Regions from separate parts of the Mus musculus genome. Here all the other regions are linked to region 6. A link is a loop called in an ENCODE intact Hi-C map of the cell type or tissue named here. Cell type or tissue: left cerebral cortex. All regions are shown on one strand. Region 1 has its middle 7.5 kb from the start of Tars. Region 2 has its middle 3.7 kb from the start of Gm5144. Region 3 holds the start of Rxfp3 (relaxin family peptide receptor 3). Region 4 has its middle 97 kb from the start of Tars. Region 5 has its middle 110 kb from the start of Gm41271. Region 6 holds the start of 1700047G03Rik (RIKEN cDNA 1700047G03 gene). Region 7 has its middle 23 kb from the start of Gm34501.

Evidence for each region. Hi-C counts contacts between places; a loop is a spot of excess contacts. Peaks named below come from ENCODE experiments on the same cell type or tissue, not always from the same donor. Only the 100,000 strongest peaks of a DNase experiment are listed, where the experiment ranks them.
Region 1: it touches region 6 in a loop (9-fold over the local background); 41 of 42 quality-filtered maps call a loop at or near these places.
Region 2: it touches region 6 in a loop (2.4-fold over the local background); 7 of 42 quality-filtered maps call a loop at or near these places.
Region 3: a loop joins it to region 6, with 3 times the contacts of the local background. A loop is called at or near these places in 5 of 42 quality-filtered maps.
Region 4: a loop joins it to region 6, with 4 times the contacts of the local background. A loop is called at or near these places in 8 of 42 quality-filtered maps.
Region 5: a loop joins it to region 6, with 8 times the contacts of the local background. A loop is called at or near these places in 39 of 42 quality-filtered maps.
Region 7: a loop joins it to region 6, with 11 times the contacts of the local background. A loop is called at or near these places in 27 of 42 quality-filtered maps.

The regions. Positions count from the first base shown.
Region 1 is chr15:11,405,158-11,409,157 of GRCm38, reverse strand. No RefSeq gene overlaps it. Among named protein-coding and RNA genes, the nearest start is that of Tars, 7.5 kb to the right of the region's middle. In left cerebral cortex, CTCF peaks have their summits at 518 (motif pointing left), 1,585 (motif pointing right) and 2,152 (motif pointing right); DNase peaks (open chromatin) are centred at 525 and 1,593.
Region 2 is chr15:11,908,196-11,912,195 of GRCm38, reverse strand. No RefSeq gene overlaps it. Among named protein-coding and RNA genes, the nearest start is that of Gm5144, 3.7 kb to the right of the region's middle. In left cerebral cortex, a CTCF peak has its summit at 2,100 (motif pointing right); a DNase peak (open chromatin) is centred at 2,116.
Region 3 is chr15:11,036,805-11,040,804 of GRCm38, reverse strand. It overlaps Rxfp3 (relaxin family peptide receptor 3), which reads left to right and starts at 2,837. Exons shown (of 1, transcript NM_178717.3): 1 at 2,837-4,000. The coding sequence starts at 3,521. In left cerebral cortex, a CTCF peak has its summit at 2,151; DNase peaks (open chromatin) are centred at 2,130, 3,040 and 3,390; H3K4me3 peaks cover 1,023 bases.
Region 4 is chr15:11,495,106-11,499,105 of GRCm38, reverse strand. No RefSeq gene overlaps it. Among named protein-coding and RNA genes, the nearest start is that of Tars, 97 kb to the right of the region's middle. In left cerebral cortex, a CTCF peak has its summit at 2,475; a DNase peak (open chromatin) is centred at 2,438.
Region 5 is chr15:11,588,731-11,592,730 of GRCm38, reverse strand. No RefSeq gene overlaps it. Among named protein-coding and RNA genes, the nearest start is that of Gm41271, 110 kb to the left of the region's middle. In left cerebral cortex, a CTCF peak has its summit at 2,022 (motif pointing left); DNase peaks (open chromatin) are centred at 2,004 and 3,780.
Region 6 is chr15:11,964,919-11,968,918 of GRCm38, reverse strand. 1700047G03Rik (RIKEN cDNA 1700047G03 gene) reads right to left here and starts at 1,857. Exons shown (of 3, transcript NR_040447.1): 1 at 1,723-1,857; 2 at 1,015-1,105. In left cerebral cortex, a CTCF peak has its summit at 2,344 (motif pointing right); a DNase peak (open chromatin) is centred at 2,351.
Region 7 is chr15:11,751,064-11,755,063 of GRCm38, reverse strand. No RefSeq gene overlaps it. Among named protein-coding and RNA genes, the nearest start is that of Gm34501, 23 kb to the right of the region's middle. In left cerebral cortex, a CTCF peak has its summit at 1,649; a DNase peak (open chromatin) is centred at 1,634.

The DNA of each region.
Region 1 (4,000 bases), 560 kb after region 6:
TCTTTTGTTTGTTTTTATTCATCTGAATGATGCTTTTGCTCCTTTGAGACAGGATTTTGTCATGCATCCCAAACTGGTTTCGAAGTGGCCTACCTAAGCCTTTAGATGCTGGGATGCTGGGATTCCAAGTGCCTGTCACTATGCACAGACAGATAGTGCCTTAAATCACAGATATATCGAACAATCCCTTCCCAGTTTACAGAGGGGAAAAGAGTAACATTATCAAATTTGATAAGTTCCACACAGAGCAAATCATTTCTAAGCAGCCTTCCTTCCTTTAAAGAGAACACATCCAACAAAATACAAGCCAACGTCTTGTACAAAGTACAAAGTGTTGAGACTAACAAGCTCTGAGAACCTAAAGCCGTTTGATTTGCCTAAGCTAAATAGCACATGTTCTATCATTGAATTCATATCACTGAGAAAAATTAAGTTCTTATTCAACTAGTCAGGTATTTTGACATTTAGGACTGGCTGAATAGCAAAATAACCTGTGACAAGTGTGCCATCTAGTGACCGCTCCATTAACTAGCGGTCTGACTATTTCCCATCCCTGTAATCCACTCCACAGTTACTGCTACTGTAGGCAAACACTTAGGACTGTAAATAACACGGATCTGGGGGATCTAGTCTAAACTTCTGTAGTTGCTTTTTTTCCTATTTCTGGGATTATAAACAGTTTACAGGAGAAAGGGTTTTATTTGGCATACAATCGTAGTCCATTACTGAGGAAACTCAGGCAGAAACTCAAGCAGAAGTGGGAGTCATGGCAGAGTACTCTCCATAGCTTGCTTAGCCTGCCTTTGTACACAGCCCAGGACTGCCTGCCTGGGTGGTGACCTGAGTACTCCCACATCAATCCACCAAGAAAGTATCCCCCAATTTATGGGCCAATCTGATTGAGGCAGATTCTCAGCGAAGGTTCCCAGATGATTCTAGTTCCATCCATTTGACTAAAGACAAAACAACATAAAGCAAAGCAAACAGCAAAGCAACCAGCTCGCCTGCTCGCCTTCTCGTTTTGTGCTCAGGAAAACTGGACTTGAGTGGCATCGACATCCACCTTGAAGTTACTTGGCTTAATGACTCCAAATCAGGTATAATTGATGTTTATGACTTTTTTATTCCTCATAAAAGATACACACACACACACACACACGCACGCACGCACGCACGCACGCATGCACGCGCAAACAACATATATAAACACAAATATAATACCTGAGTTATCTTTGACTTCCTCAATTGCTTATAAAATATAATTCCTGGTTCAGTAACTGAACATACATTGCTGCCTTTCATATTACAGTACTTTATTTCTTCAAGTGTACTGTAACTCCCTTAAGTACAAATTACAGAGAAGCCTTGGACAAAGTATTTATAAATGTTTGTTCATTTAAAGCCACGGCTACACTGAACTTTCAAGGATAAAGGCAAGGAAGTTTTGATTAAGTGATATTTACAATACGAGATAGAATCAGGTGACGTGACTTACAGAGCTATCTGCTGCAGAGTTGCTTCCCCTGGGCAATGGTTCACAGCTTCCCCAAGTCTGATTTACTAAAATGACAGCAGCCGTGGAAGACATGTAACCACTAGGTGGCGACCGTCTTCCTAAGCCCCATTAGCAACCAGATTTGACAAAGGAGACACAAAGTTACTGCGTGCCCTTCTGAGTCTCTAAATAAAACATGGCTACTTTCCTTTTATTTACATGTTTGTAGCTGCTTGTGCATTTCATCAGTTGAGTATTTATAATAAATCGTCTGTGTTGTCCTAGAACTCTAAAATATGCATTTTATCCCTTTTAGGAAGAAAAGCGTGCCAACTCCTTCAATTGTAACTATATAAAGGTAGCACAGCAATAGAAAGGAAATCGTGTCAGTAAAATGATCATTTTAGTTAATGACAAGGAAAAAAGCCTAAACATCTACCTTAACATAATCTATTTAGAAACCCCTTTTTTATGTCAAGTAAGGCCTTGCTACTCACATTTTATGAGCTGTATTTTTGTGTGTCTTAAAACTCTTTGCCTAGGCATCAGTTTAGCCAGAAGATAGCAGAAATGTAGAACCACTGGGGCTGTTGGGCTCAGGGTACATTTCACCAGCAGAGGGCGTCACTTGACCGTTCAATTTGCCTCCCATTTATGAATTCCGCCAACTACGTGCATTCTAGAACAAACACCAAGCCTCCACTGAAGTTCGAGTCAACTTTGCCAAAATTAGTTCTCAAGGACGTAATTAAAGGTAGTCCGAAGTCAGTAGTGGGGGTGGAATGGGAGTGGAGTAGATTGGGATGTGAAGCTAATTCACGTGTATTTCGTCTAGGCTCCACCCCTCAGTTACCTGGCAACAGCTCACTATAAAAGGAGCTGCTTGCTCCCTCCTCTCTCTTTTCTCTTCTCTTGCTCTTGCTCTTTTACCTTCTTCCCTTTCTCTCCCCATTCCCGTCCCCCTCTCTCTTCCCGTGCTCAAACTGCTGCTGCTGCTTCCTCCTCCTCCTCTTTCTTCTTCTTCTTCTTCTTCTTCTTCTTCTTCTTCTTCTTCTTCTTCTTCTTCTTCTCTCTCTCTCTCTTTCTCTCTCTCTCTCCCTCTCTCTCTCCCTCTCCCCCCACCTTTCTCTGTCGCTCTGCCTTCTTGATCTCTACCTCAACTTCCTTCCCCATGCCCTAAATCAACTCTATTCTATACTATACCTCAAGGGGAAGGGATGCATCCGCATGGGCCTGAAGAGGTACCCCCACACCAAACCAAAACATGCCTGGGTTCTAATCTTTTTTATAAAAAACAGCAGTGTGGCCTTGCTAGAGGAAGTTTGTCACTGTGGGGGTGGGTTTTGAGGTCTAAGAAGCACAAGTCTAGCCAGTGTATCCCAGTCTTTCTTCACTTCTGCTGCCTGTGGGTCAAGATGTAGAGCTCTCACCTCCTTCTCCAGCACTGTGTCTGTCTGCATGCTGCCGTGATGAGATTGGCCTAACCCTCTGAACTGGAAGCCAGCCCCAACTAAATGTTTCCCTTTATGAAAACTGCTGTGGTCATTGTGTCTCTTCACAGCAATAACACCCAGAAACAGTAACAAATAGTTTTGTTAATTGTTAATTTTAAGAGGGAAAGGGTGGAGGTATTTGTAAGAATGATCTAGGACATGTTGGCAAGTTCTGACTGGGTATTTTAATTAGGGGAGTCAAAATAATAGATTTTGAGTGCTGAACCTTGATGTTTTGATAGTTGGACCTTGATGACCAGTCTTAAGAATGAACCAATGACCAAATAAGGGGCTAGACCTTGGTAGCTAGCTTTAACAGTTTGGCAAGGAGGAAAAGGATTGGTGCCATGTCTGCAATGCTTCGCTCTGCTAGAGTCTTTCAAGTGGTCCACAAGCTCCCAGACATTTTGTTAACCAATTTTTCAGGGACTGCTTGCTTCCAGATGAGATCGGGCAGGTAGAAAATAGGAAATTGCCTCCCCTAGTGCCTTAGTCAGGGTTTTACTGCTGTGAACAGACACCATGACCAAGGCAAGTCTTATAAAAACAACATTTAATTGGGGCTGGCTTACAGGTTCAGAGGTTCAGTCCATTATTATCAAGGTATCCAGGCAGTCATGGCACAGGCAGAGCTGAGAGTTCTACGTCTTCATCCAAAGGCTGCTAGTGGAAGACTGACTTCCAGGCAACTGGGGTAAGAGTCTTAAGCCCATACCCACAGTGACACACCTACTCAAACCAGGTCACACCTATTCCAACAAGGCCACACCTCCAAATGGTGCCACTCCCTCGACCAAGAATATACAAACCATCACACCTAGTATAGCTGAGTTTCATGCAATCAAAGGAAGACCCCTAGTGGGAAAAACACTGAGTGAGAGGAGATTTCTGGCTGAGTAAGAGAGGCAGGACACCTGCCTTTTTTCACCTTGAGCATTGAATTGAAAGGGAAGTTCTTCTTGGATTTTTTAGTCTACTGGCTTTTGTACTGAGACTTGTACCATGAGGTCAC
Region 2 (4,000 bases), 57 kb after region 6:
GTTTAGGCCTGGCATCTTGGGATTGGGTTACCTATTGGGGGTCTTATCCCTGGAGAAGACTAAGCCTTCTTCTCTTAGAGGCCATTAACTGCCTATAAATTTTTAATCTAGGAGTGGGTTTATGTGAGCTTTTCCCCATGACAACTGGTATTTAGGGCACCAAGCTAGATGTTCTTATTCAATAAAACAGACACCTTTTAAGCATCTAAATTGTTTGCATCTTGTTCAATCTGCTTCCTGCACTCTTTCTCATCCTCAGCACCACGGTCTGGTACCCTTTTCTCCCCTGTTCATTACTTCTCCAACAGTTCCTGCTTTCTCTAGTTTTTGGTCTGTATTTCTGAGGAGTGCTGTATCAGCTGCATGGTGGACGGGCAAATGAACTTCTGTAGAAGGACTCCTATTGATCAAAGCTCTTGTCAAGCTTAACAGAAAATATCTGGTGGAAATCTGGGACCAATATCAAAGTGATATTGCCAAACAGTTCCATCCATTATAAATTAGGTTATTTGTAGCAGTAGGTTATTTTAAACAAGTTGCACAAGGGCTAAGTATTTTGGAGTTTTGAACTGATTTCTTCCTTCTTTGCAAATCACTAACTCAAAATCTATGGTCTGTAGAACTTTAAAAACTAGGCATTAAATCAAACCCATGACAATAATGACCATTAAATAATTTTCAAGCGGACATCAAGACGTTAGCTTCTACTTTCCCCCAATCTCATTTATACATTAGATTAAAATCTAGATTTAAGAGCTAGAAAATTGCTATGTGTAGTGGTTACATATATGATCTCAGATCTTAGTAAGCAGAAGCAGGAGAATCAGGAATTCAAGCCTAGCCTGGGCTACATAAGATACTGTCTCAAGAAACAAGCAAACAAAACAAACAAACAAACAAGCAAGCAAGCAAGCAAGCAAGCAAATAAGAAAACCGAAGGTTTAATCTATTGGATGACAACTTACATGTCTGCTTGTGAAATTTCTAAGTGCATGCTAACTACTCTGGAGGATAAAACCTAACTTACACCCAAATTAAAAAAGAAAGGTAGGTAGCAATACAGCTTAGTGTGATCGCAGACTCGAGGAGTGCTGTGGTACTCAGACGGAAGAGCGAGCATCTCTGAGGACTAGGGCCAAGTCTAAAGGCCAAAGGAGAAGGAGATCCTCAGACAGCAAAACCTAATAGAGGAGTTATCCATGTGCCTAAAATTCCATTGTATATATTTATGCACTTTCTCAGATTCTTTTCCAAAGAAAGGATACAGCTAAAAGAAAAAGAGAAGAAAAAAAAAAACCCAAATATAATCAGTATTGCTATATGTGAATTTAAAGCACATATAGTTTTCAACTTTTTAAAATTTACAAAGTGTGTGAATACATGTGTGTGTGTGTGTGTGTGTGTGTGAATACATGTGTGTGTGTAATATGTGTGGAGGTCACGGGGAGGCTTAGGACAGTTCACTCCTTCCTTCTGCCATATGCATCTGAAGGGATTGAACTCAGGCCACCGGGCTTGATTGCAGGTACCTTTATATGTGTGCTGAGCCATCTCCCTGGCCCGCAGAGTTCTTTTTACTCCATTAGACATGTTGTCTATAAACTAACAACACTATATTATATGCATTTCTTATGTCTGTACTCAGGCCAAGTCTTAGATGGGCAATATGGCTTTCAGAAATCTTTCTAATGTCACATGCCTCAGAACATCTTCAGAGAATCGAAAACACTATTGTAGTAGATGAAAAGCTCTGTGCTTTCAAGAGAAGCCCTTGAAGGCTACATGTAACTATAGCTTCTAATTAAATTGAGTCACACATTTAAATAAAAATACATACTTACTATTATTTGTAATATTGGCTAAAAAAATCACAGATTTGTATAATAGAAGAAGTGGGGCCAATTAATAGAGTCCTCCCAAGGAGAGCGGAGACCTAGAGGCAAATTCTAATCTAATTTTTTGGTGTCTACTGATTTTTCTCTCGTTTCTTCAATAGCGTTCTCTAAAACATTAACTGTATGTTTAGAAATGGAAGTCTCAGTACTCATTGAACTTCAGAAAGGGTTTTTGGATATGTGTCAGGGCCTTTCATCTTTTCTGCCTCTAGGGGGAAGTGTGTTTTCAACAATTCTGTCGTGCAGAAGGGATTTTCTTGTGCATTAAGGCTTCACTGTGGTAGTCTTCAGTGTGACCTCGGGATTGGCTGGACAAGATGGAAGGACCTTGGAAAATCTGCAAGGACCCTCACTTCACGAGTTTCAGGCCAGGGTTCTGAGGCAGGGGGATTGTGGAGAAAAATGCCCCAGACATTTTAAAAGTACATTTCAAAGAATCATTCTTTGAAATGACACATAACTTCTCCATACTGTGGGGCTGTGGCCAAAAAAAATACCTGGACACAAAACTCACTGACAGAACTAGAAACAAAATAGTTCTTGGATATTGATGAAAACATTTCTAAATCTTTTAAAACGTCTATGAGTTTCTGTAATATCGCATTTAACATTAATATGTTTAGGCTTTCAGCTAGCTAATTTTATTCCTTTGTTTTCTTTGACAATCGAAGTTGATAACTGAATTCTGAATGTGAAAAACATGGCCCTTCCCCAATTTCAGTGATTAGGTTTTTGTTTTTTTGTTTGGAGTTGAAAGGAACAGTATGTAAAACCTGAACGCAAGACTGTTTCTACTTATCCCTTTTCTTTCCTATTTTACTAACATTTATGATAAAAAATGTTACAAAAGTTATCTTTATCAAGTGGTGTTCAGTTTTACTGTTCTGGAAAGCCTAAAAACATATTGCTAAGATATTATAAGATGGTGCGTGCCAGTGTTTGTGTGTGTGTGTGTGTTACATTGCATTGAATTTATCTTAGCCAAGTAACTCCCATCTCCAGCTTTCTTTTTTACCTTTTATTGGTGATGGGACCTTGTAAAATTAAATCACCCAGGCTGGCCTTGTGTTATTCTGCAGCCCAGGCAGCCTTTGATATCCTCCTGAGTAGTTTGTGTCACCAGGCCCAGTTAAAAATGTGATACACAGAATATGATTGACAGTGACAATCTGCTTGGTTACCAACCCTATTTTACATAGTATTGTAGGTGACCTTTTCCAACAGTAAATATCCTCAGGAGACAAAGAGCTGTTTAAATGCAACTTGTAGGGGCTGGTGAGATGGCTCAGTGGGTAAGGGCACTGACTGTTCTTCCAAAGGCTCTGAGTTCAAATCCCATGGTGGCTCACAGCCATCCATAATGATATCTGACACCCTCTTCTGGTGTGTCTGAAGTCAGCTACAGTGAACTTATAATAAATAACTTAATAAATAAATCTTTAAAAAAATAAATGTAACTTGTACATTCTTTGGGTCACAGTTCATTTTTTTCTGGACTAAGATGGCAGAACTATGTGATAGTTATACATGGTAGTTTTAGCTGGTTGCCCAAAGAACTCTGATGGAAAGTAAACAGATCCTCCTAACACCCAGAATAAGTAAACACAAACCTCCCAAGAGCACAATAGACTTGTTACTGTTAATAATCTTGCACTGTTGGCACTGGAAGACCTTTTAAAAAAAATCTCAGCATCTGTTCAGTTGGAATCTGCAAGGATGTGTTGAACATGCACGCGGACAGCAACCCTGTGTTCCCCTCCCCTCTGTTTCTGGACTGATCCACCATTTCCTGTTGTCTGTGCTCTTTAACAACAGGCTGGAAGCTGAGTGCTTCTACCCAAAGGCCACAGGGAGGCCAGGGTGCTAGCCATAACGTAAGTGCACTGCCCTGCTGTTGACCCAAGAGCGAGGCTGGGCAGCGCCAGAGATGCGAGAGGCACTCCATACCCGGTGCCCCTGAAATCCCAGACTCTTCCAGTGAGCCCACATGGTACACTGCAGAATCATACCGCTGTTGGCTGGTGTTCCCCAGACACAGGGCATACCGGGTAGTAATAGGAAACCGGCTCCGTCCTTCACGTCTCCTGGCAACCAGTTGAAATCCA
Region 3 (4,000 bases), 930 kb after region 6:
GGGCCACTGACGAGCAGCCATTCCTGAGGGTTCAGGCTGAATCCTGAGAGAGCTAGTGCTCCCAGCACCTCTGCAGCAGTGCCCCTTCAGATCAACAAGGATTTGAACTGTAGGAGAAAGCAGCCAATCTTCTCCATGGCCCCTGTATCGTTACTCAAGTCACGTGTATAGTGAAGTATCACTGGAGGCCATTGTTCCCAAGAATTCAAAATTATTTACCTAGAGGTTTAGAGTTTACATGGAAATTAGTACAGAGGCTCAAACTTAGAAAAAAAAATTAGAGTCTCCTGGCAGAATGTTCTAATTGTAGATCTCCAGGCTCCTTTTCAACCCTTTTGAGAACCAGAATCTCTGAAGATGGTGTGGGATGTGAAAAAAGTCTGGAAAATGAATTCGAACAAGCTCCCCCCCACCCCAGTAATTTTGATGTTGCATGGCCAGCAACTATCTCAGGCTATTCTGGAGTGCCAGTTACTTCCTTACACAGGGCTCGTGAGGCTAGACAGATCACGTGACTGTGGAATGGACTTGTTATCTGACGGCTCAGGGTCAGCCCCAAGCTTACTCATTCCTAAGCCTGAGAGCCTTAGACCTCTGCACAACCTCTAAGACTTGGAGTGCCCGTTTGAGGAGTGTCATCTGGAGCATCACTGGGAGGTGTGTAAGAATCAGGCTGTAAAGATACAAACACTTACTGGCCTTTGGGACCCTCCTCACTCTAAGATGCCTGTGTAACACTAGCAGCAGGGTATCCCATAGCTACGGTTACAGCCCCTGGGTGACCTGAAACATCCCTCAGCACATGATGGAGGCAGAATTCAGAACCAGGAGATCAACTTACCTCACTACAGATGGAGGCCAGGAGTCTTAGCTTCTGACTCCCTAGGAAAATCTCCCCCTTTGAGCAACAATCAGACATAATGCTCTTAGCAGTATCATCAGCTCCACTGTAGTTTAACTGAGGAGCATCGAGGAGGGTCAAGGCTCTGTAGTTGGGAAGATGCACTGCATCAATGATGAGAGGGGCGTGCACCTAGCCTAAGACAGTATACTATGCCACTTCTGTACACATACTTTTAACTCCTGCCTAAAGGCAATGCCTTTTGGATTATTTTCCTAGAAATGGGAATGAGACCACAAAGGATTTCCCACATCCTCCAGTGCACCGCTCCCCTGACACTGCCTTTAGATCATAGATTCTTAAAAATACAAGAAAGGGGAGTGTTTGCTACAGGCAACACCTTGCCATTTACAGAGACATTTTGGAATACACGGCAGGAGAGAAAACCGTTACTAATATCTAGTGGAGACAGGTCAAGAGTGATGGTCACCTGAGTCAGAATGTCAATGTTTCCAAAACCTGGAAATTATACTTTAGACTAAAATGACTTCTCAGATGAGAGACACACACCAAAGACCCCAGAGGGCCAAACTCATGACTTCATTCTTTTGCTTTGGCAGTTAGCTAAGTGAATCTCTCAGCCTATACCACAGACCTCCAAAGAGCAGAGCACTCGTCAGTATTTCTGAGCTCTATCTAATCCCCTTGGCTTCATTTCTTTAGTGGCCAGAAGTCAATAGGACTCTCTTCTTAATAATATCAGCAGCCCCTATGCTCAGTGTCTGTCTCAGTGTCTGCCTCCTGACAGTCTCAGGAAGTTCAAACTTCATTAGACATGGTTTATGATTCATTTTGCTTTGTTTTTCTACTTATATTACAATCACACAACTCTTAACTATTTGTATCACCCATCTGAGTGTGAACTCTACAGATTGTACTTACCATAAAGTCTTCTAGTCATGGAATAACACCTAACAAAGCGAGGCTAAGTAAGTATTTGTTAGATGAGTGAGCAGACTAAGACCTTTACTGCATAGGACTTTCCGTATCACCACAGGTTTCCTTGGTTTTCAGTAGCCCTTGAAATACAATAAAAAAGAAAGAAATTGGCAGAGGAAGAAAACGCTTTTTTAAAGTGAGAACGTGCGCTTGAAGGCGAGGCTATAAAGCCAGGATGCAAGGAGGGGTCCACAGAAGCACAGAATTACCAGGGCAGAGAACTTCAACATATTAAAACTGATCGAAGGCCAGTTGATTTTTTTTTTTACTGAAGCTCTTGCGACCTCTATTGGTAAAATCGAGAAATGCAGCGTCTGCAGCGAAGTGCCCTTTTAAAGTCCACTTTGGAATTAAGACTGTTTAAGGTTGCCGAGGACCTCTTTTCTCTTTTATTGTTCCTTTGACTGATTACAAGTCTTTATCTCTTTCGCTCCATCTGTCCGTATATCCCCAATTACTGTTAGTAAAGTCAAGTATTATCCCAGAAGTGAGGGCAATTACTGCATGCTTAGCATACTTGTTTTTCAGGTTAGTTCTTCTGTCAAGAAAACACTTCAGCTTCCTTAAGTCCTTCTAAGAGCAACTAACCTGGCATCTAAATAAACTGCAAAGTTGAGACGTAACACGTCTCCCCCTCCCCACGGCCCCCTGTAGCTTCAGTTCTTAAAATATACTCAATTCCAGGCAAACATCAACCCTTAGAATTCTGCCAATCTGACACCAGGTAAGTGTTCAGCTAATTAGAGGGGAGATGGGGCTTCAGTTTGAGTACTAGGAAAAGATTGGTTATTTGATTTAAAGAACAAAGGGTGTTACTATTGTGTAAGTGGGAGAAACAAACTATTGTGTTAAGGTGGGGAGAAAGGAGAAAAAAAAACCTCGTCCTAATAAAAATAAGAAAGGAAGAAAGCAGACTCAGACTCACTCCAGACACCGAGAAAATAAAAGACTAAGACCACTCCTTCTGCAACTTGGAACAAAGGGGAGTTAGTTGCCAGTAGACTCTGCCTCTCCCTGCGTGGCGCGCGGGGTTCAGCACTTCGGAAAGCACCCCCATCTTCTCGCACGGAGATTATGCAAGCTCTTCGGGGCTCTCAGCAGAGGTGGGTGCCAATGTAACTCATCAAACGCTGGCAACTCACTGGGGGTTGACAATATCGGACACACAGAAAACACCAACGGAGCTCCAGGAAGTGATGGCGTGAATCAGCCTTCAGGCAGTCAGAGCGAGACACAGATGTCCACGATCTGTTTTCCTCTAGAAGGAGAGAAACTCCTCCGGGCAACCTCAGAAGCCAACAAAGGTACTGGGAGAGCCGTGCTCCTGAGTAGGGGACTGCATCTAAGTGACAGCAGGAAAGCAGAGGGGTATGACTCAGTCTTAGAGTAGGTAGCTGGAGACTCAGTTCTCACCAGGAGGAACCTTGATCCCCAGCCACTTGCCTAGAACTATCCTCTCTTCTAAACCCACCAAGAACTGATGCTGAGTGCAGCCAACCCCTGCGCCCAAGGCGGTTCTGGGCGCCAACGCGGCTCAGCATCCAGTTTCCAGGAGCCCTTTTGAGCGTCTACATAGAAAGCTCAGGCACCTGCTTTGCGCGCCCGCCTGGGTACCACACCCGGAGCAAGCGCTGACTCTCGGTAGTCGGCTTGCAGAACGTGACTAAGGCGCACCTGAGCATGCAGGTGGCTTCTGCAACCCCCGCGGCCACCGTGAGGAAAGCAGCTGCGGGTGATGAGCTCTCAGAATTCTTCGCTCTGACCCCAGACTTGCTGGAAGTGGCCAACGCCAGCGGCAATGCGTCGCTGCAGCTTCAGGATCTGTGGTGGGAGCTGGGGCTAGAGTTGCCAGACGGTGCGGCGCCTGGGCATCCTCCGGGTGGCGGCGGGGCAGAGAGCACAGACACTGAGGCCAGGGTACGGATCCTCATCAGCGCGGTTTACTGGGTGGTTTGTGCCCTGGGACTGGCCGGCAACCTGCTGGTTCTCTACCTGATGAAGAGCAAGCAAGGCTGGCGCAAATCCTCCATCAACCTCTTTGTCACTAACCTGGCACTGACTGACTTTCAGTTCGTGCTCACTCTGCCCTTTTGGGCTGTGGAGAACGCACTAGACTTCAAGTGGCCCTTCGGCAAGGCCATGTGTAAGATCGTGTCCATG
Region 4 (4,000 bases), 470 kb after region 6:
AAGGAAGACCAAAGTGTGGATACTTCATTCCTTCTTAGAATGGGGAACAAAATACCCTTGGAAGGAGTTACAGAGACAAAGTTCGGAGCTGAGATGAAAGGATGGACTATCCAGAGACTGCCCCACCTGGGGATTCATCCCATATACAACCACCAAGCCCAGACACTATTGCATATGCCAGAAAGATTTTGCTGACAGGACATTGACAAAGCTGTCTCCTGTGCGGCTATGCCTGTGCCTGGCAAATACAGAAGTGGAAGCTCAGTCATCCATTGGATGGAGCACAAGGTCCCTAATGAAGGAGCCAGAGAAAGTACCCAGGGAGCTGAAGGGCTCTGAAGCCCCATAGGAGGAATATCAATATGAATTAACCAGTACCCCCAGAGCTCCTTGGAACTATACCACCAATCAAAGAAAACAAATGGTGGAACTTGTGGCTCTAGCTATATATGTAGCAGAGGTTGGCCTAGTCAGTCATCAATGGGAGGAGAGGCCCTTGGTCCTGTGAAGGCTCTATGCCCCAGTATAGGGGAATGCCAGGACCAGGAAGCAGGAGTGGGTGGGTTGGGAGAGGGGGAGGGGATAGGAGATTTTTGGAAGGGAAACTAAAAAAGGGGATAACATTTGAAATGTAAATAAAGAAAATATCTAAAAAAAAAATACCATGTTTCTAGAGTGACATGGGTGAATAACATAAGAAGTTCTACAGAGAGAAAGGCAATACAAGTTCAAAGATCCATGCCCCAACATACTCACCAGATCTGAATAATGAAGAGAGGAGCTAGGCAGAGGGAAAGAACTGTGAGAGTGATGTCAGTCATGGCCCAACCCAGCCAACCCAGCTGGCCTTTGCAGACTGTGGTTTGGAATTAGGCTTTTACTCCAAGGACATCAGAACGACTATAAGCAGGGAAGAGGTAGTAGGAATGTTTTCCAAGGATTGTTCTGACAGCTTTTTAGGTATGGAAATCTGGGAGACCATGACTGATGCTACACGCTACTTCTAAGACAAAGAAGAGATTCTAAAATGAACAAGTTCAAGGGGATAGATGGGCATGAGGATGAAGCCAGAGATGAGATGCCAAAATAATTGGTTTTGAGATGGACTTCAAGGTCTAGTGAGCCTCTAGTCAATTACGTAAGCAGAGAGTCTTTAGACAAGGATCTTCCTTCATTGACACCTCTCCTTCTTTCCCAAATTACCCGCTATCCCCTCCTTGTCTGTCTTGCAACAGTCTAAGTGTCTCTGCTACTAATTTCCACTCTACTAAGACCATCCAAAACAGCAGGGTTGGCGCAGAATGAAGAGAAACTTTATCTGCACCTCACTTTTGTGTATGAGAGTATGTAGCAATACCACTTTGCCTACAGATATTTTAGGGAAAATAGATATATTTTACATAGTAGAATTTTTCTATTTTTGAAATAAGGTCACTTATTCTCCTGAGAACATGAACAATAAACCAGTATATTTTTGTACTTTGACCCCATAAATCAAGTAACATAAAATATAACAAAAAGACCAATACCTAAACCCATCTCTCAAGAGTGAGTTCAACTAACATTTCTTTATGTCATTGAGAGTTCAGCCTAGCTACTCAATAAACCCCAAGTTAAAATCAGAACTCTGTCTACATACTAGTTCTTTTTAAGGGTGACAAATTAAGTAACATGACGTTGTATTGTAATTAAATCATCAGTAGTGCCCAATATGCCAACTACCACAAGGAGAAAAGATGCTTCAACTACATTTGGAGATTAACGGTGTATCTACAAGGCAAAGTCACCTCACAATGGTCTACTTGGGTGACCCTTCCAGTTTGAGAAGAGGAGGATCCACAGAACTGCTTTCTTATTAATAGGCTCTGACCAGACACTTGTTGCTCACAAGATGCTGTGAGGTATCTATCACATGATGATATGTGATCTCAGCTCCTTATGAACTCCACTGTCTGTCGTGGGTCCCCACCTGCATGCATCCCTGCGTCAGCACAGACCTGCTCTCACCTCTATAGCCTTTTGGGTGTATTATGGGCTTCTGTGCACCTAGGCACCCTATCTTGAGTTCTCTGTGTCTCACTCCCCTCTTCTTCTGCCCTTATTACATTATGGGTCTTTATGTCTAATTTACTACGTTTAATCACCAAGAACTAAGAAACTATGCTCACTGATTAGGTTTGACTAGACAGCCAGCAAGCTCCAAGCATCCTCACACTTGTCTCTGCCACACCATCACTGGGATAATAGGTGTATACTGACCATCCACTTGTTGTTTATGTGGGTGCTGGGGAGGTGAACCTGGATCCTCATGCAAAGGACTTCTCTGAATAAGCTGTTTCTTCTACTCCATAGCCATCACACATTGTGGCAAATCCTTCTATGCAAGGAAAGAGGCAGAACACATTCAGCAGTTTCTGCAGTTAAAGTTGAATCACTGAAACAGAAATGTTAAAAGACAGGGGTGCCATCTAGCTGCCGCGAAGATGAGGCATTATGTATTATCATAAACTCCTATAAAAATGACAATGTTATCATTTTATGTAGGCAATGAAATACTTAAGCATTCTTTCTTGTGTCTTCATACAGATAAGAAAAGAGAATAGTGCAGAAGCAATGCAGTGAGGTAACCATCAAGTAACCACTGGCTTATTGTGAGAAATCTACCATGAAGAGCTACTTAAAGAAACACTGAGTTTGTACTTTCTATATATTTCCATTACCTTGGTAAATTAGAGTTACTAAGTTGGTGTATGGAGTCCTCACACTTTTAATGCTTATGTAGCTACATTAAGCATACACACTGATAATATTGATTTTTATGTGTGTGAAATTCACCATTTCACTCTGTTTTTTTTCCAGTGTTATTGCTGTAATCTAGTTATCTTCTCTGGTAGATACATGTATGCCTTTAACTTGGTTGCTTTAATAGCCAAGCAAATCCATAATAAGACAGGTGTGGTAGAGTCTGTCTCTAATCTCAGCCACTGTAGATGGTGAAAGCAGAAGATTACACGATTTAGCCTGCATGCAATAGAGAATAAGTTCAAAGCCAACTTCAAGTTAGTAATACCCTGTCAAAGAAAACAGGGTTAGGATAGAGACCAATGTCAAGTGCCTTCCTAGTACACATGAGAACAACGTTCAATTCCACTGCCATACCCCACAAAAAATCCACAATATAAATATGCTTTATAATAGCTGAGTAGTACTCCATTGTGTAAATGTACCACATTTTTTGTATCCATTCCTCTGTTGAGGGTATCTGGGTTCTTTCCAGCTTCTGGCTATTATAAATAAGGCTGCTATGAACATAGTGGAGCATGTGTCCTTCTTACCAGTTGGAACATCATCTGGATATATGCCCAAGAGAGGTATTGCAGAATCCTCCAGTAGTACTATGTCCAATTTTCTGAGGAACCACCAGACTGACTTCCAGAGTAATTGTACAAGCTTGCAGTCCCACCAACAATGAAGGAGTGTTCCTCTTTCTCCACATCCTCGCCAGCATCTGCTGTCACCTGAATTTTTTATCTTAGCCATTCTGACTGGTGTGAAGTGGAATCTCGGGGTTGCTTTGATTTGCATTTCCCTGATGATTAAGGATGCTGAACATTTTTTCAGGTGCTTCTCAGCCATTTGGTATTCCTCAGTTTAGAATTCTTTGTTTAGCTCTGAGCCCCATTTTTTAATGGGGTTAGTTGATTTTTCTGGAGTCCACCTTCTTGAGTTCTTTATATATATTGGATATTAGTCCCCTATCTGATTTAGGATTGGTAAAGATCCTTTCCCAATCTGTTGGTGGCCTTTTTGTCTTATTGACAGTGTCTTTTGCCTTACAGAAGCTTTGCAATTTTATAAGGTTCCATTTTGGATGGACCTGGAGGGCATCATCCTGAGTGAGGTAACCCAATCACAAAGGAACTCACATGATATGTACTCACTGATAAGTGGCTATTAGCCCAAAAACTTAGAATACCAAAGATACAAGATACAATTTGCT
Region 5 (4,000 bases), 380 kb after region 6:
AGAGCTTTTCATGGAACTTCTTGAGGTTTTAGTTCCCTCTCAATCACTACTTGATCCCTTCATTCTACCTAACATACCTAACATACACCACACACACACACACACACACACACACACACACACACACACACACACACACACTGTTCTAATCTCAGCTGGAACCTGCACCCACTCTGGGACCAGACATTTTCCTGAGTAGTTTTTACAATTTTTTGAAACTTTCATACTCATATATGCTATATCTTGATCATTTCCACCCTCCATTTCTACACTGTAGATCTTCACACAGCCCCAACACATCCAGCCCCTTCCCAACTTCATTTCCTCTTCCTCTTCCTCCTCTTCTCCTTCTCCTCCTTCTTCTTCTCCTCTTTCTCCATCTCTCTCTCTCTCTCTCTCTCTCTCTCTCTCTCTCTCTGTATGTGTATGTATGTGAGTGTGAGTATGTGTGTGTGTTAGCCACTAAGTACAATTAGTGTTGCTCGTATATCTGTAGGCTCACGATGTCTGATTAAGCATCAACAACCTATCAAGGGGCCAGACCCTCAAAAGGAATGATCCATCCCCCACCCCCACCCCGGCAGCTACCACACTGCAGTAGCTCCTCAGTTAGGGGTAGGGCCTGGCAAACCCTTCCTCATCTATCCAGGAATCTTGACTGATTATTTTAAGCAGTTGCTGTTGAGTTAATGAGCACAACAGCCATGTCAGGTCTACAGGACAGCATTTTGCAGTTCTCCTCCTCTCCAGCTCTTGAATTCTTTCAGTAGAGGCTGGGAGACTCTGAAGATGTAAAATTTAGGGTTGAGCACTTAACCTTTTATTCTCAGCAAGAGACGAAGTGTTGAGAAACAAAAGTGCTAAGAATAATCTGGAAGTAAGTCCTTCTTAGCTCAAAGTAGCGTCAAATCCCCCCAAATGCTGGGCTTGTCCCAGGCACCCCGGTGCCTCATACCCATTAACTCTTAGATACAAGGCATGGCTGTGAATATGATCACTCTTTCCAAGTTCGCATCTCATTTATTGTCTCATCTTACATCATCTCTATGTTGTCAGAACATGAACACCTTTCTGTTTTTCTATCCTTGTGCTCAAATTTGCTTTAGTCTTATGTATGTAATAAAATACATGAAATGTTTGTCACCAGTCCCATTGATAAGATTTTTTAGGCCCTATATTTATGTAAACAAAGTCCATAGATTATTTTTCCATGGTATTAAGATCTGGTATAAAAATCTATGGTTTATAATTTTTTCCTAATATTTACATAGCTGTTTTTTATGCCAGTCTATATTTTTAAGCTTCCTTGTAAATCGTAGGATATTTCCGAGAAAATTGCCTTCTCAACTTTGGATTCTATGGTTCTTCTTGGCTATGTCTCTAACCTGACTGTTGCTGGTCCATTTTACCAGGTGCACTAACTTTTATAAATGTAGATTCAGATGTTTGGCTATCTCTGCTGTTTTCTTCATGGTTTAAATAGAAGCTATGTCCTTGGAGTCTAGTATAGGATTTGTTTTTCTTTATTGCTTATCTTCCATTTCAGCCATTTTCTTTCTGTTTCTTGGGGCACAGTATTTTTCCCTTTTGTAATCTTTTGTTTTCCTGGTTTAATATCCCATAATATTAATCACTTGAGCTTGTCGACTCTCGGGTATTTGGCAGTCTGCTCATCCTGTCCTGATACTTTCGTGTGTTCCTTGTCTCTTTTTTCTGAGTTTAGTCAATTTCTTCTGCGAGTTACTGCTTCCTGTCTATGTTGTTTCTGACGGTTCACATTTGCAAAGGCTTGTTCAGGAATTCGAAATCAGATGGGGGGGGGGTGTTGTGTCTTCCTTTTCTTCTGTTTTGTGATGCTTTCTAGGAAGAAATTTCTATCTGGTGAAGTATTTTGATTCTGGTTTTGTAATTTTATAGTAACTTTTACATGATACATTCAGTTTGCCATAACCCATCTCATTTAGACATTGGTGGCTGGCAAAATTTTTAGTTAAATAGCGCCCTCTTCTGTCAATGTGGCAAAGGCTGGGCTTAATGAGGAGGGGCTGAGGAAAATGAGTAATTTTTCGCTTAGGAATCAACTTTGTACATTTTTATTATATTCAGGACACGAAGCATCTTCTTACTATTTTTTACATACTTTTCATCCTGTAAGTCTGCCTTAATTTAGTTTCTCTTGATGAGAATTCCATTTTTACACATATTGTCAAGTGGACTGACACAAAGACTCTACTGAAGCATGCTTCCCAGTTATGTCTACACTGTGCTATCTGCTCATAGCTTCACTGATGTCTATCGTCAAACCTCTTGATATCATCACATTCCTAGATGTCTCTGAATTCGTTGAGCATTTTTCTTAAGCGACTTGCTTGTATCAGGGCCAGGCATTGCATGTCCCTGGTAAGCACTCTGCGGACTGGGGATCTCCCCAGTCTCCCCTTTAGTGCTTGGAACCCATTCGTATTTTCTTCCCTGTGAACTATATTTTCACAGCTTTTACTCTAATATGGGCTGTATTGAAGTACTTCTTTGAATCTGGAATTAGGGTTTGTTGTGAATTCAGTTCTAGCCTTTGCCTAGGAACACACAAGAAGCAGAACAATTAAATTAGACGGGGCGGACATTTGCTCTGAAGGGAACATTTCACAGGCTGAACTAATCTAAGCAAGTTCATTTACCCCCCTAATTTGAACTGGCTCAAGGCTGAGTCACTGAGCTAGATATTTATATGGTCTTAAGATAAAGTGTCCTGTGAAATCGCAATGTCAGTTTCTGCTGGAGCTGGTATCACAGTGTGCAGCACGATCATCCAGCTCGACAGTCCTGAGTAAAATGGGGGCTGGAGGAAGCTGACTGCAAGAAGAAAGCAGGAAAGACGCTGAGTAAGAAACAGAAATAATTGATGCTCCAATTCCATGAAAGCCGGGAACAAAACACTCATTTTGTTTCAGTGTTACTTGAAATTTGTAATACATGTTTTTGAGATTGTCTACTGTGGCCTTAAAAAAAAATAACCCTTTACTTTAAATTAGCTGATTTGCTTTCTTTTCCATAATTACAATGCCTTTTCTGTGAAAAGCATTAAACTGTGTGGCCCATTACCTCAAAGGGCCAGTGTATAAAAGATCCAAGGGGTTATAGAGCTCAGTTTGTGACATATAGAATATACCTTCTGGTGTAGGCAAGTTTTTATTTTTATTTTTTAAATTATAACTTATCCCTCACCGGCTGAGCTCTCATTGACAAGGTTCCAGATCAAATGAATAGGTCATTTAGTTATCTAAGTTTTCATTTATGATGAAAATTATCTTTCAATGGTTGTAACCATTCAACACTTGCTTGTGGATGAATTAAAACCGTTAAATTGAAAACACATATAACGATATACCCATTTTAGATGGAAGAAATAATTCTTCCAAACCATGTAGAATATATATATATATTAGAATATATATTAGTTCTTTAAAAAGTAGGAGGAGAAGGAGGGAGGGAAAAAGGGGAGGACAATAATGACGGGGAGAGACATGTTTAGCTGGGCTGTGCTATAAATGAAAATCTTGGCCATTTGAGCATACCTAGTCCATGTTATTCCACTCTCTGACATAAACAACCTCGTATGATATGGACATCAGATGAGGTTACTCAGACCACACAAAGAGAGAAGAAACCATTTTTACAAAGTCTAGGTCACTCACAAAATGCCAACCAAAGATCTCTCCTGGCTCCTCTTGCCTGCTTCTCCTTTGAAATGAGTCACCTCACACTTCCTCCCTCTATTTGCTAAAACACAGAACTGTCCCCTCTTTTTGAAAATATCCAGTGCTCATTAAATCTCTGCTCTTGTGAACCTTCCTGCAAATCTCCCAGCCAAAGTTCAAATGGCATCATGGATGCGTTCTGACAATTTGTTGTTGTTGTTGTTATTGGATATTTTATTTATTTACATTTCAGATCTTACCACCTTTCTCCATTTCCCCTCCAGAAACCCCCATCCCATCTT
Region 6 (4,000 bases):
GTTCCTGGTCAGGTGAATGGACTCATAGTTCACCTTACTTCACTGTTGTGGCTAACTCCATGCACACCCTTTTTTTAATCAAAAAAAAAAAAAAAAAAAAAAAAAGGATGTTTGCTTGTTTGGTGTGTGTTCTTGATGCCCAAGAAGCCCCCCCCCCCCAAGAAAGTGTATTAACTCTCTTAGAACTGGAGTTATAGTTGGTCGTGAGCCATCATGTGGGTGCTGGGGACTGAACCCCAGTTGTCTGCAAGACAGCCTGTGCTCTAAATCACTGAGTAGTTTCTCTAGCCCCCTTCATGTGACCTTTATAAAGAACTGGCCATTTATTCTGCAAGATGTCAGTGTGTGTGTGTGTGTGTGTGTGTGTGTGTGTGTGTGTGTATACGAGATATGTTTCCTTGTCTAGCCTTGGAATTACAGAGATCCACCTGCCTCTGACTCCTGAGTGCTAGGATTAAAGGTGTCACCATGCCTGTCCCACACAATATCATTTTTATAGTGTGTCTTGGTTAGTTTCATGTCAACTTGACACAAGATAGAGTCATCTGAAAGGAGGGAACTCAATTGAGAAAATGCTTCTGTAACACCCAGCTGTATGGCATTTTCTTAGTGGTTTCTTGGGGAGGGCCTAGACCGTTGTGGGTGGTGCCATCCCTGGGCTGGTGTTCTGGGTTCTATAAGAAAGCTGGCTGAGCAAGCCATGGGAAGCAAACCAGTAAGCAGCCTCCCTCCATGGCGTCTGCATCAGCTCCTGCCTCCAGGATCCTGCTCTGGTTGTGTTCCTGTCTTGCATGCCTTTAGTGATGAACGGTGCTGTGTAAGTGGAATAAACCCTTTCCTCCCCAAGTTGCTTTGGTCATGGTATTTCATTACAGTACTAGTCACCCTGTGATATAGAGAATTGCGAATAAGATGATCTCATACCGTGTCCCTATTCTATCTGTGGCTTTCCTGCTGCTGTGATGAAATACCATGGCCGAGGCAATGTGTAGAAGGAAGTTTATTTGGACTTACAGTTTCTAGAGGGTTAGAGTCCATGCTGGAGGAGAGAGGCATGACGGCAAGCAACAGTCACAATTAGGAATGGACAGAAAGCCGAGGGAACCTGAAGCAAAAAGGAAAGAGAGGAAACTTGGCGTGGCTTAATTCTTTAAACTCTCAAAGCCCGCCCCCAGTGACGTACCTCCTTCAGCATGTGCACACCCCTTCCTAAGCCTCTCTTGCTGCACCACCAACCTGGGACCAAGTGTTTAACTACTCTACGCTATGGGACACATCTCATTCAAACCACTAAGGCTTTCTTGTCCATTTACCTAAATTGGTCCAGTGCTCTAGAGCAACGGTTCTCAACTTGTGGGTCGTGGCCCCTTTGGGGTTTGAGGGGTCACCTGAGAACATAGGAAAACACAGGCATTCACGGTTATGAAGTAGCCATGAAAATACCTTTATGGTTGGTGTCACCCCAAGAGGAGGAGCTGTTTTGAAGGGTGGCAGCGTTGTCAGGAAGGTTGAGAAACGCCGCCCTAGAGGACCTCAGGGAACACGTTCCTCCCTAGCAAGCAGGACACCATGTGCTGGTCAGCTTCCTATCCCTGTGACTAAATAGCTGAGACACGAACTTAAAGGGAGGAAAGGTTTCAGTCCACGGCTGGCTGGCTCCACTGCCTCTGAGCCCCGGGGCAAGGCATCGTGGTAGGAGGAAGTGGAGGGGCAGAGCATCACCTCTTGGCAGCCAGGAAGCAGGCAGAGAAGAAGGGATGAGAGATGAGATACATTCCTCAAACTCTTTGCCTCGGCGATCTTGTTCCAAGGTGGCTTCCTAACAGCCCATTCCATAGCGGTTAAAGCAGGAAGCATAGGGGTTAGATCGGAAGCAGGGGAAACTCTTTACTCTTGAAGCCTACCCTCCCACCAATGCCCCTCCCACTCATCAATACCCCCAGCTGCCAATACCCCCCACCTCAGTTACATGCCTCCTTCAGCGACACTACATTTACACATCATGAACAGCGACACCAACTGGGGCAGAATGACAGAGCCTGCGGGGGACATTCTCATTCAAACCAACACACGGGCTTTCCTTAACCTTCTCGTCCAAATTTTCTGCTTATATTTGTGGCCACCATTTTTCTTTTCCTGCCACTGCTGGGCACTCAGTATTAAAAACAGTTTAGAAATGGAATTTTCTTATGTGTTGGAAGAAGACCTTTTTTCCCTCGGTGCTCCCTCTACCTTTTTAACAAATTTCATTTTTAGTGGTAGTAGATGAACTGAAATAAATGCACAATTTAAACAAAATTATAGAAACTCGGTGTCATCAAATAGCCTAAGGTGTTCACTTTTTTGCCAGAAGGTGGCAGCAAAGCCACGGTCAGACCTTGGATAAAATTTTTTCATCACTCGTGGAAAAACCAAACCAAACTAAATGGAAAGCAAAACCAAGAACAAACTAGACAAACAATGGGGTACCACCTGCTTATTTTATTCATAGTTTCATAAGTCCTGTTTTAATAATTCAGCATTGCTTTTAGGCTCTAAAATAAGCCTAATCCTTACCTTCTAAACATGATAAAATGGTTGCTTATTATTTTGACTTTTCTTTTTTCTTTTGAGATAGGGTTTCTCTGTGGAGCCCTGGCTGTCCTAGAACTAGCTCTGTAGATCAGGCTGGGCTGGAGCTAAAGATCTGCTTGCCTCTGGTGCTGGGATCAAAGGTGTGTGCCACCCCTGCTCGGTGAGTCAGAGACTTTTTTGACTTATTATTATTTTTTAAGGCACCCAATGTGAACACTTTTCTCCACAGAAGTAATGTCATGGGTTGATATCCATACTCTTTTTTTAAAAAAAAATATTTTTAATCTATTTATTTTATGTATATATGAGTATACTGTAGCTGTACAGATGGTTGTGAGCCATCTTGTGGTTGCTGGGAATTGAATTCAGGACCTCTGCTTATTCTGGCCATGCTCACTCTAGCCCAAAGATTTATTTATTTATTATATATAAGTACACTGTAGCTTCAGGCACACCTGAAGAGGGCGTCAGATCTCATTATGGATGGTTGTGAGCCACCATGTGGTTGCTGTGATCTGAGCTCAGGACCTTTGGAAGAGCAGTCAGTGCTCTTATCCAGAGCCAGCTCACCAGCCCGACTTCAAAATTTTTTTTTTATTGTATTTGTTTAATGTGCACACACACATGTGCACATGAATGAGGGGGAAAGAGAGAGATAGAGATACAGAGATACAGAGAGTACACAAGCATGCCTGCCCATGTCGCAGCGAGCATGTGGAGGTCAGAGGACAACTTATGATGGTTCCCTTCTTCCACAATGCAGGTCTTGGCAAGTGCTGAGCCATGTCTCTGGTCCCATAAACAAAATGATCTTATTTAATTACTTTGTGTTTTGAGAGTTTATTTGGAGGGTCTATCAAGAGATGAAAGCTACTTGAATACCCTTGGCCCCCCTCTACTGGGGAAGGTCCAGCCAACAGAATGGCTTTGGAAGGGATACCAGCCTAGCCAGCCAGATAAGTCAAAGCGACTCTGGCAATCAACAGAGTGACAGATGCTACAGCCAGATCACTCTCCCATCCTATTTAATTACTTAGGAAACCCCCCCTCCCACAAGCTATGAACTGACGGTACACAACATTGGCCCAAGCATCTTTTTTTTTTTTTTTTTGGTTTTTCAAGACAGGATTTCTCTGTGTAGTCCTGGCTGTCCTGGAACTCAGTCTGTAGACCAGGCTGGCCTCAAACTCAGAAATCCGCCTGCCTCTGCCTCCCAAGTGCTGGGATTATGCATCCTAAATAATAGATTTGAAGTCGTTTTAGTTTCCTCTTTATGAGCTCTTTCAGCTGAGCAGTGGATTATAGACCACAAGGAGTCATGTTCAGCAAGATGCACTGTCAATCTGGTCATGTTTATAACTGTTCCTGGGAAAGTACTCTCAGTGCAGGCGAGAGCTCTTCTTTTCATGTGTCAGGTTAGCTGTCT
Region 7 (4,000 bases), 210 kb after region 6:
TATGTTTGTACATTACAGCAGTGTGTTATAGTGACCTGGGAATACGTTGGAAAAAGGCACAGAGGGGTCAAATATGACAGCCATCTCTAGTCTACAGGAGTGCTTTAAAAAAAATCTTGTTGTGAGTATATATGTGTGTGTCTATGTGGTTTTTGCATGTGTACATGTTTCTATGTGTGTCTGTGAATGGTGATGGTGGTGTGTATGTGTTCCAGTGTATATGTGTGTGTGAGTTCATTAGTGTGTGTGTGTGTGTGTGTGTGTGTGTCTGTTTGTTGTGTACTGAATGTATATAGAGAGGCCAGAGAGAAATGTTTGTGTCTCCCAAAATGGTTCTCCACCTTATTTTTTGAGATAGAGGCTCTTTACTGAACGTGGAGCTTGAAGATTTGACTGGTCATCAGCTCCAGGAACCCCTCTGTCTCCACCTTCTAATGATAACATGACGGGCACACACATGAGGTTTTATGTGAGTGCTGGTGCTCTGATTTCAGGTTCTTATGTTTGTGTAACAGGCACTCACCTCTGAGCCATATCCCCAGCCCTGGTGTATTCTCGTGGACATTTTAGTCTCAGGATGAAGAGCTCATGAGTTCGACTCTAGCCAGAAGTAATTTCAGGCAGAGGAACATTTGCATACAAAGATATTTTCATCAGAACTATGAATCTAAATAGGATGGATGAGGTTTAAAGACTAATACAATTGAATTATTGTGTTTTACAGAAGAGGACACTAGGGGTGTAAGAAGAAAGGTGGCCTTGATTCTCAGTCACTTTGTGATCAAGGCTAATGGGGGACAAGAAGGCAAGCCATCACTCATGTTTTATATGTACCACCACAGGATCCATGGTAAGATTCAGCTTTGTTGAGGAACATTAAAAGAGAAGAAAGGATTCAGTAACTTTTCTAGGACCTCTGGACTGCATACGTTACTCTATTTGTATCTTATACTCATTACTAGGCTTGAGTCTTGAGGGTTGTCAACACATGGGCAACTGTTTATTTGCAAATCATGTACTCCAAAATTACTTGCAACATGGTTAGAGAATTCCTCAGCGTAACCCAATGAAAAAAGAACTGTGGGAATTTCACACACCCATACAGCTGTGTTTTTATCACTGGATGTCTTTGCTCACTCATCAGGAGAGAAGGTCCTTTATCACCAGCTTGGCCGCATGAGCTTGTACCAGTCAGCAGGCCTCTCTCTTTGCATGCTCAAAATGTAGCACTTGTTAGAATAACAACATGGGTAAACTGTCAAAAGCTTCCAGGCTGTACAAGTTCTCGAGAACTGTAGGGCTCTATGTGATGGTAGCTATGATCTATATAGTTTTGGATATTAATTGTCTGGCTCAGTCATCTTTAAGACCACTGTAAAATACTGTAAAAGCTCTGCCCAATATCTGAGCATCTCCTCTACACATGACTTCCCATTTTTGCACAAATCTCTCTTCTTTCTTCTTAGACTTAACTAGGTCTTCATTAAAGTAACATGCCCACAAAAGAATGACATTTTCAGAAGGATTGTTTCAACAAAACCAGTTCCAGGCAGTCAAGTATCCCTCATCTTTTCCTTACGTGGTCCTGCTGTTTTAGGGAGCTGAATACTGCCCACAGGGTAAGGCAGAAAGAACACCAGTGCCACCACCTGGATGCAGGGAGAAAGAGGCAATGCATATCCCAGATGCTCAGTGTCTGAGGTGGGGATCAAGCCATCTTGTCTGGTTTGTCGCCTTGCCTCTCTGTGTCATCTCTAGTCATGATGTCTTTGTCTATTTTTCTCCATATGTTCTTTTATTTCCTGCACACGTGTTCATGCAACCCTAACTTCTAGTTTCTGTTTTTCTGTTTAGGAATAAGTCCAGAACATGGTGGGGGGCATGCTAAGCTGGGGCGTGAGGGAGCTGAGAATTGGGGAACACTCTGAAGGACTCATCCAGTGGGTTTTGTCTTCATGTGGGTTTGTGTTTTCTCCTGAACACACAGGAAAAGCTTATTGGCGAAATCTGGCTTCATGCTGTTTGAACTGTAAGAATCAAGCAATATGAAATCTTTTGTCCTGAAGTCAAGGGGCTAGTGACAATTTTCTTTCTCTATGAGAAACAAAACAAAACAAAACAGTACATCATCCTATCTGACTTAAGACAAGTGAGCTATGTGGCGATGCACAGGTTTTGTCTGCGTAATGTGACCCCACAGACTAAGTCAGGGCTCAGGGCAACTGTTAACAAATGGCCCTTAGACAAGTGGTTCTTAACCTGTGCATCAAGACCTCTTGGTTGGGTGGTCAAATGACCCTTTCACAAACTTGAATATCAGATATTCTGCCTATCAGGTATTTATACTATGATTCATAACGGTAGCAAAATTGTAGTTATGAAATAGCAACAAAAATAGTTTTATTGTTGGGGGTCACTATAACATGAGGAACTCTATTAAAAGGTCATAGCATTAAGAGGGTTGAGAACCACTGGCTTAGAGTAATTAGTCTGAGACAAAAGCATTCTTATACCTGTCTTCTTGGCTTCTGTAGAGATTTCCTCCTAGACAGATCCAAAGACCACCACCTTCTACAGACAGTTATTCAAATCATTAACCATCGCTGACCAGGTGTCAGACCCAGAATTACAGAAAGAAGGTGGGATCAGTTCTAAATTAAGGCTAGGTTTTTTTTATTTTTTATTTTTATGTCAATGATGTTGTCAAACATTTGTTTTTAGTAATTCACTCCAGGCTTCCATGGATACCAATGGTACTCTGAAGATTACACATAAGCCATAGGTAGAGAGGCGGGATGCTGGAGCAGTGTGCTTCTCTCTCTCTCTCTCTCTCTCTCTCTCTCTCTCTCTCTCTCTCTCTCTCTCTCTCTGTGTGTGTGTGTGTGTGTGTGAATGCCTGTGTGAGTATGACTGTTTGTGTGTGTGTCTCTATGTGAGTGTGAGCGTGTGTGTGTGCTGATACCTCTATCTGTTCTAAGTGCTTTTTTTTAATCTACTGTCTGCATCCGTGTTCTGTGATACACTGACTTCTGAGTGTTGTTTACATATAGACAGTTATGACTGATGGACTTCTAAGGATGATTGAGAACCTGAGAGAGAGCAATGAGTTTGGTCCTCTGACCCAGTCCTTCATAAACAGCGCTGATTCATCTCTAGCATTAGTATCCCTGACTCTTGTACTCCCTATGTATTTTGAGCGGTTTAATTTTGTTCTGATTTTTAAAAACTCCCAGGTTGGGTTAAGGATTCACTTGTCAGGCTGGAGGTTTTGAATAGGAACTTAGCTAGTTTCCGTCTAGAGGAATTGTAATACAACCAGAAGCCAAGTGTTCCATTTAATAGCGCCTCTCAAAAGTTAGAGTTGAGTACACAAGTTCTAATTCCTCTTTGAACTCTTTATACCACCTAAGGTTGCATGCACAGTGTTTGGCCAGCAAATACTGTTTGAACAGAACCTATAAATTCTAGAATTGAAGTATTAAACTGAAGCTTTAACTAAATAATACCCCACAATCTGACAACATCCACCTTTGTAAACTTGTTCCTGATCATGGAAATGAGATGGCAGAGTCCTGGGGAATCTCTCCTTCCTTCCTTCCTTCCTTCCTTCCTTCCTTCCTTCCTTCCTTCCTTCCTTCCTTCCTTCCTTCCTTCCTCCCTCCCTCCCTCCCTCCCTCCTTCTTTCCTTCTTCTTCCCTCTCCCTCTTCCCTCCCTCCTTTATTTCTCTTCCTTCCTTCTTTCTGTTCCTCTTCAGCTTTCCTTCTTTCTCCTCCTCCTACCCAGATTTCTTCAACACCTCCTTGACAAAGAACTGATTTCACTTTTGGCAAACTTACCCCCTCAGGACTGAGAACTTAATATTCTACTCTTAAACCATGGAAATTGATTTTCGATAACACCAAAAAGGGCAACGTGTTTGCTGAAACACGTTTCAAGTAGTATCGAAACACCCAGGATGAAAGGTAAAGCCCCTCGTTTGGTTTCTGTTTGAATAGTGTA